2 separate regions of the Homo sapiens genome follow, and region 2 is linked to region 1. A link is a contact called in ENCODE Hi-C data. All regions are on one chromosome and are shown on one strand. Each heading gives the region's core, a stretch centred on a gene start or an enhancer-like site at or near the end of the contact. The rest is flanking DNA. Distances are from core to core; before and after follow the strand shown. Region 1 overlaps GPR160 (G protein-coupled receptor 160). Region 2 overlaps TNIK (TRAF2 and NCK interacting kinase).

Region 1 (3,833 bases), core at 1,181-3,680:
CCTGAGGTCAGGAGTTCGAGACCAGCCTGGCCAACGTGGTGAAACCCTGTCGCTACAAAAATTACCTGGACATGATGGCTGATGCCTGCAATCCCAGCTACTCGGGAGGCTGAGGTGGGAGAATCGCTTGAACCTGGGAGGTGGAGGTTGCAGTGAGCCGACATTGGGCCACTGCATTCCAGCTTGGGTGACTGAGCAAGACTTCATCTCAAAAAAAAAAAAAAAAAAAAGAATAATGTCCTTCAGTTCCATCCAAGTTGCTGCAAAAGACATTATTTTGTTCTTTTTATAGCTGAGCAGTATTCCATGGTGTGTTGTGTATGTGTATATGTGATGTGTATATATGTATGTGTATATGTGATGTGTATATACATATATCACATATTCTTTATCCACTCATTGGTTGATGGACACTTAGGTTGATTCCATATCTTTGCAATTGTGAATTGTGCTATGATAAACATATGCATGCAGGTGTCTTTTTGATATCGTCATAATGATAAATTTTAATCAAAGTATAGCAACTATGTTAAAATTCTAACATAAAATGAATTGTTTATAAAATGTTAAAATTTTTTAAATTTATAAAAAAACAAAGTAAAACAAAATAAAAAGGAAATATACCCAAATGTCAATGCCTTCAGATCCTTGGATTGTGGGTCATAAAAGACTTTTCCCTTTAAACCTTTCAGAATACAGTAAAGTTGAAGGCAGGCAGGATCAGGAGGCAAGGGCAGCAATGGAAAGTAGCTGAGGCCATAGGAAGAAGAGAAAACCTTGCGGTGAACAGGACAGTGCAGGCTTGGGGGGATGCGGTGAGGGTGTGGCAGGTACAGACTACACACTGAAACACCTGGCTGGAGTGCAGGAGAAGGACGAAGGGTTAGGTGAAGGTAGGATGGACTCTGAAGCTTTGGGTCTGCACCTGGGGCAGGAGGGAGAATCCAAAGCCTACTGCCTCTCTTCCTCCCACTGCCCCCTGCTGAAGGGGACCAGGCAAGGGCTGTCGACAGGGGAGACCTCTGCCCTGCTGCTTGGAGGGGAATCACTGGCCCTCCATTCAGCTTCCCTGGACACCATGGATGCTTTCAGCTTCCCAGCAACACCTTAGCTATCAATCTCTAAAGTGCTTCCTCCTCAGAATTACTTAAGGGCATAAAGAATAAGAACTCATGTTACCTCTCTGATACAGTAAAATGAAGGCCATTCCATGTTCTCATTTCTGGCCTGAACCTGGGTTCACTTCTGTACCTCCTCTCCTGAAACAGGCAGCCAAAGGCAATCGAAACAAATGTAAACAAACAGAAACCTGCATTGCTAGTTTAAAGATCAAACCAGATAGCCCTTTTAGGAACTATAAAATATTAAATAAACATTAGTTAACAGCATCTATATTACTTTTCCAAGTTAAAAAGTAAGCCTCTCAATGTATCTGTTCTATGATTTTACTACTAAGGGGCAAGTCAGGCATTGTACTTTGCTGTGTCTGTGTCAGGATTTCATAAAATGTTGTTAGCCCCTCACAACATTCCTATTAGATATGCTTATCCCCAGGTGACAGAAGAGGCACTGGCTGCCCAGAAGACCTGGCCTTAAACCCCTGCCAGGCGGTGGCATAGCTGAGGCTGGGACTCCTGTGTCCCAGCTAACACTAGCCCGCTCTCTCATAAGGGGTTGGAGTTTGTATCCACATGAATGCTAGGGGATTCCAACTCCTTTCCACAGTCAGTGGAGATTTTAATCCCCGAACAACAAAGCCAAAGCCCTGGCTCAAAGTCACAAGTTGTGGCCCAGTTCTCATCAATTCCAAAGCTGCTGCTGCACCAAACACCCTGTTAGCATTTGTCATGGAGAACATTTCCCTAAGGCCATGTGGGAACCCAGATGGGCAGCCCATGGCTCACTCCACGAACAGAGGTCAGAGCTCAGATGCATTTCTTCCCTGTGGTCTTTCTTCTAACATTATGTGGGGGAAATTCTCCCCAGTAAAAGTGAAAGTAAAGGAAGCAGGGCTCTAACAACAACAATAATAATAGCTAACTCACAATCCATCCTACTCCATGCCAGGCACTGTTACAAGCACTTGACGTGCCACTGAATCCTCACCGCCCTATGATGTAGGTATTATTATTACTTCTAGCTTACATAGGGGAAACTGAGGTACAAAGAGGTTTTAAAAAATGAGTCAAGGTCACACAGGTGGTGGAAGAACCAGAAATGAAACCCAGGGATCTGGCTGAGTCCATACTCAAGACTGCTTGGCCTCTCCCTGTTTGCTCTGGCTAATAACCAATTAACCCACTCTTCCTTGACAAGGGGGTTAATCATCACCTGAGGGAGCACACAGCCACAAACCTGAATCGCAGAGTTCTCCAGAAAGGATCCCATCAAGCCGCTGGTCTGGCATTCACAAAACATGTCAGCCTCTGAACTCACTTCTTTTTTTTTCTTTCTTTTTTTATTTTTTATTTTTTTTGAGACAGAATCTTGCTCTGTCGCCCAGGCTAGAGTGCAGTGGCGTGATCTCGGCTCACTGCAACCTCCACCTCCTGGTTCAAGCGAGTCTCCTCCCGAGTAGCTGGGACTACAGGCGAGTGCCACCACCCCTGGCTAATTGGTTTTTTTTTTTTTTTTTTTTTTTTTTTTTTTTTTTTTTTGTATTTTTAGTAGAGACAGGGTTTCACCGTGTTAGCCAGGATGGTCTCGATTTCCTGACCTCACTATCCACCCACCTCGGCCTCCCAAAGTGCTGGGATTACAGGTGTGAGCCACCATGCTCGGCCTGAACTCACTTCTTTTGGCCAAAACAAGCTGTTCCACTTGGAGCCCTTGTTTATTCCATGTCCGTTTACACACACACCTAGACTGACAACTCGAGTGACAAAGGCCCACAACAGCACCTGACATTTCCTGAAAGCCACCCAACAAGGTTCACTTTTGTGCCATTTCCTCTTTTCATTCTCCTCCACGGCACACGTACATGGGAAGAAAATGCAGAACTCAGGGGAAGGAAACAAAGATCTAAAGAGAAACTTCAACTGTCATGAAACTCCAGCTATTCACAGAAGCGAGAATGTTTGCCCCGTGACCCTTAACCGAAAGTTTCAAGGCAAGGAAATTAAGCCACCCTTGGACTTGCATCACAGAAACCCCTTAAGGCTGGACTATGCGGGTGCCTCAGCTCCTCATCCCTGCAGAGCTTTCTTGGGGGGCTGTGCCTAAGCAGTGTATAGAAGTGGACTTGTCATCAGCAGGAGAGTGGTAGGCAGAGAAGGATGGGGGAGAGGGGCCCTTTGCAAGTCCTAGGAACCCCTCAGAGTGGCTGGGGTCCAGCTCAGAGCAGCTACAGTGAGCTGATGCACAACTTCAGGATCCACATGGGTCCCCTGCTTAAAGGGGAAGGGTTAAAGGCCTTTTTGGTGCCCCATCCCTGCAGGACACCCTGGGGAACCGCCAAGGTGCACAAGACCCACCTGCCTACTCACAAAGACCCAATGGTGTGGGAGTTTGGAGCCATTCCTTTTCCCTACTGAGGCCTGCCCACACCTACTCCATTCTTGTCAAACTGCAGGGGGTAGCGAACAAGTTCCTTATAAGTGAGAAAATAGGCAGCATGGGAGAAAAATGACAACGCGGCTTGTATTCGTCTGACAGAGAAGCACTGAGACTAAACACAAGACTCTCATTTCCTCAAAGGAATATGCTCTTTCCCATTTTTCTCTTCTCTTTTTTTTTTTTTTTGAGATGGAGTTTCGCTCTTCTTCCCCAGGCTGGAGTGCAATGGCGTGATCTCGGCTCACCGCAACCTCCGCCCCCTGAGTTCAAGTGATTCT
Region 2 (4,028 bases), core at 1,308-3,807, 1.2 Mb before region 1:
TCCTTCAATGGCTCATCATCAGACATATACCCCTCTCCCCTCTCTCCCCAGCAAAGGCTAACCAGGAAATATGGAATAGTATTTATTTTGCCATAGGGTGTACTAGACATCTCCCAAGAATGCTAAGATAGGATAAGGCTGTATCCTCCTGATCCTTCAGGATGAGCAGGCCAAACCATCAAATGATCAAATTCCAGAATAGCCAATTTGCCCCGAAGTGATTTTGGTAAAGAATCCATTTGGAATAGTATTTCTCAACTCTCCGACTACATCAGAATCACCAAGGCCTGGGGCCTGCCCCAGACACTGATCCAGTTGTTCTGTGGCGAGATGGCAGTTAAAAAAACACACAAGAACTTTCAAGTGATTGTAATATACAGCCAGAGTTGAGAACAATTGGGCCAGAGCTTTCTTATCTGCCAAATAATGGAAGGCAGAATGGAGGAATAGGGGTTAATTTTATTAACATCTAATAAATTGATTTAAAATGAAAATGGGTGCCTCTTAATAATAATAATACTGATTTGGTGTTTATCATCTTACAGGCACTGTACACACATGAACACATTTAAACTGTGCCACAGCCTTCACTGTATAGGTGAGAAAACAGTCCTGAGTGTCAATTAACTTAGTCATAACAATATAGCTGCTGGCATTAGGATCCAGCTCTACTTCGGAAAAGCTCATCAGTTTCCACTCTACCACACCACCTCTACACTTTTACTTTCTCATCTACGTTTTTCTTTGAGGAGATGCAGTTAAAGTCAGGCAAGCTAACATATATTACCACTGATAACAAATTCAGCAGCCTAAGTATTGCTGAGGAATTTAAGTGGCTGATGTGTTTGTTCCAGTCTTGGGTAGAAATGATACATTATCAACAATTTATTTATTTATTAACAATTTATAAAGAAAACAGTTTTATCAAAAAATTATCAGCTTGAATTTTATGAATGAAGACAGATGATTCCTGTCCATGGAAAATAAATAGTCTGTATCCTTTAAATAATTTAAGGCACATTTCTTGCTAATATTCTGGGTCCACCTATGTCTTGCATTGAAAAAGTATTTACCTAATATCTTAAAGCAGGGCTATGATAACTTAGTTCTCAAGGAAAGAAGGTTTTAAAAATAATTTTCTCTGCTCTCCATTTCTCTTACTGTAAGCATGTGGCAAAGTCTTGGCATCTGCTCAGAATAAATTTTCTGCTTCCTTTCTGTCTTTTAGTCAGCGCACGCTTTCTCTGAGTTCTCCCCCTTACTCCTTCCCTGCTTTAGTAATCTACAGGAAACCAGACCTTACTAATTTGAGTGCTTGCTCTTAGAATTACTTATTACTGTATTAATACATATTTGCTAGAGTTTGTGGAGGATTTGTATTGCTCTAGGTGCTAATAAAAATGTGTAAAAGACAGGCCCCTTAAATAATGTGCAATTTTGAGGGAAACAACAAAGGCAAAAGGATTTCTTTGGGACTGGCTATTTGCAATAAATTGCTCATTTGATTTTATTTTTTATTTTTTTTTTAGCATGCAGGAGGTTTATTAAGAAATGCAATGACGGCAGGATTGGCCAGAGAGAGAAGTCAAGACATGATGCATTCTCAATGGAATGCCTCAGCTGACCATGTGGGGAGTTCTAAAGACGGACTGATGATTCAGAGTGCCCCATGTTGATTTATCAGTAATTTGTTTTGAGCTGCCCTGGAAAGCGGGTGTGAAGTTGGTTGAGAAGGCCCCAGATTTCTCATTTTAAAATGCTGCATGTGAGAGGACATTTTTCACAAAGAACTACTAAATTAAAAAATTGGGGAATAGAACCCTACTATGAACGGAGTGTGTTTCTTCTATTCAGGCACATATTTTTGCCTAATATCCAGATGCTGTTTCCAAAGCTATTTTTTCATGAAATTGTGTTGCTCTAGAATGCTCAATGGTTCTCAAATTTTAGTGTGCATCAGAATCTTAACAATGAGGGGCTAAGACACAAATTCCTGCCCTCCTCCCTGCCGCCCCCCTCCAGAGTTTCAGATTCATAGGTCTCGGTTGGGTCTGAGAATTTGCATTCCCAAGCAAGTTAACAGGTGATGCTGATGTTTCTCAGGGGATAACGGGCAAATGGTGAAACCCAGAAAGTTTTGTTTCTAGATATGAGATCCCATTGTCTTTGCCAATGAAGCTGTGCTGTAACTCCATCTTAACAAGTAACCCCAAATTATACCCACCTGAAAGACCTTTGTGGGTTGTGGAAAACCTGGAAGATGGCTGAGAGACAGTACCCTCGAAGTAGTTCTGAGGAGATTGTTCTGCTTGTATTCCCATGCAGCGCCATCACTGCCTGACTTCCTTATGTGTGTCTGATTTGAGGCAGTTCTCTAGGAACCAGTTCCTGGTGCTGCAGTGCCACTGGCAGCTTCCCAGGGCTTCCAGAACCCTAGTGGCATGGTGGGAACTCCTGTTCCTCACCCGACCTCTCCACAGCCCTGGACCTGTAAGGTTTCTTCCAGGCTACATGGAATTAGATTTCCACTTTTCCTTGGTTCACAGGGGGCAGGAGCCAGGTTGGAACGGCTGCCAAGGAGACTGTCTTTTTTCAGAGCCCTTAACTGGCAGTCAGCAAGACCGAACTCCTCTGCTCCTTGGTGAATGGTGATGCTGATTATTTGGAAGCTTTAGCACCAAAGTTTGAAATTCCCCTAAGTGAATGGTTTTGGCGATCCCCTTCCTTTAGTTATACTATTGGCTTTCTCTCATGTTCATTTAGGTTGCCAAATCTTCTGTATAATCCTCATCCCCCATCAAAAGAGAAAAAAGAAAAAAGAAAAAGAGTAGTTCTATTTTTGTGGAAAAAGAGGAAAGAATCCAGGAAACATTTCAGAGAACTGTATGTTTTCTTAGTTCCTTCTCTCCAGACACGAAATCCAAGGAGTATTTGGTCAGTTGCTAACATTACATGAGGGGCTTTTTTTTTTTTTTAAAGTAGGTATAAAATTTAACTTCTCTGCCCACCTCCTGACAAGAAACTGTGGAAAATATCCAGTTTACACAATTTGAATAAAATTATTCCTTGATAAAGGTCACGTTTTCTTATTCATAAGAATCTTCACAGGAAGATAGCATGGAAAGGGACTAATAGGTGCCCAGGTTCCACTCTGATTGTGCAGAGAATATAAGGCGGGCCCAGGCTGTAAGGAGCCCTCCTACATCATTCTGCTGGTAGAATTAACAGCAGCAATTGCCCAGGTCTGTTGTAAGATTAGGATTCTGCCCACCCTCTGGAGCTGCCACCATTCTGCCTTCTCTTTCTTAGAGTTTTGTATTCTAAGTTTTTACTTTGAATCTTGAGAATAGAAAATAGTTTTCAGTCTCTTGAGATTTTACATAGTTTGTCCATGAGCTTCAGAAATGAGTTCAGTGTAACTGCTTAGATACCTCGATTTATCTTTTTCAGTTTCATTTGTTATTTTTAAAATGCTTTAAGATACGATTAAGAGGCCGGGCGTGGTGGCTCATGCCTGTAATCCCAGCACTTTGGGAGGCCGAGGCAGGTGGATCACCTAAGGCCAGGAGTTCGGGACCAGCCTGGCCAACATGGCGAAACCCCGTCTTTACTAAAAATACAAAAAAATTAGCTGGGCGTGGTGTCAGGCACCCATAATTGCAGCTACTCAGGAGGCTGAGGCAGGAGAAGTGCTTGAACCCAGGAGTTGGAGGTTGCAGTGAGCTGAGATCGCGCCATTGTACTCCAGCCTGGGCAACAAGAGCGAAACTCCATCTCAAAAAAAAAAAAAAAAACAAAAAACCATTAAGAGAATCTGCAGATAGTTCCTTTGGCAGAAATGTTGGTTAAAAAAAATCTTCTGGCTGTGCACCAAGTCAGTGACCTATAAATACTCTGTGCTGGCTCTTCTTTCTCCTCTTTGTGATTCGCTGGGATACAGATCTTGGACTAATGCCTTGAAGAAAATGTTATTTTGATGATAAGCAAATATTTCAATTGATTCTAGAATTGAAGACACTGATTGTGGA

Evidence for each region. A loop is a pair of places that touch in the nucleus more often than their neighbours do. Pooled maps may share reads with other maps.
Region 2: a map with no recorded cell type shows a loop between it and region 1 (11-fold over the local background). The contact joins two enhancer-like sites. A Hi-C loop is called at or near these places in 3 of 37 single-sample maps with no recorded cell type and 3 of 50 pooled maps.

Annotation. Positions count from the first base shown.
Region 1 is chr3:170,044,233-170,048,065 of GRCh38, reverse strand. The region is part of intron 2 of GPR160 (G protein-coupled receptor 160); the gene reads right to left. LOC124909455 (a long non-coding RNA gene) reads left to right here. Exons shown (of 3, transcript XR_007096156.1): 3 at 1-629. Among named protein-coding and RNA genes, the nearest start is that of GPR160, 8.2 kb to the right of the region's middle. RefSeq lists enhancers at 1,730-1,889, 1,850-2,350, 2,930-2,979. Within about 2 kb of position 2,430, at least 10 of the 41 ENCODE cell types and tissues checked have a DNase peak (open chromatin) inside an H3K27ac peak, as active enhancers do.
Region 2 is chr3:171,282,108-171,286,135 of GRCh38, reverse strand. All of the region lies in intron 2 of TNIK (TRAF2 and NCK interacting kinase), which reads left to right. Among named protein-coding and RNA genes, the nearest start is that of TNIK, 180 kb to the left of the region's middle. RefSeq lists an enhancer at 731-790. Within about 2 kb of position 2,557, at least 13 of the 41 ENCODE cell types and tissues checked have a DNase peak (open chromatin) inside an H3K27ac peak, as active enhancers do.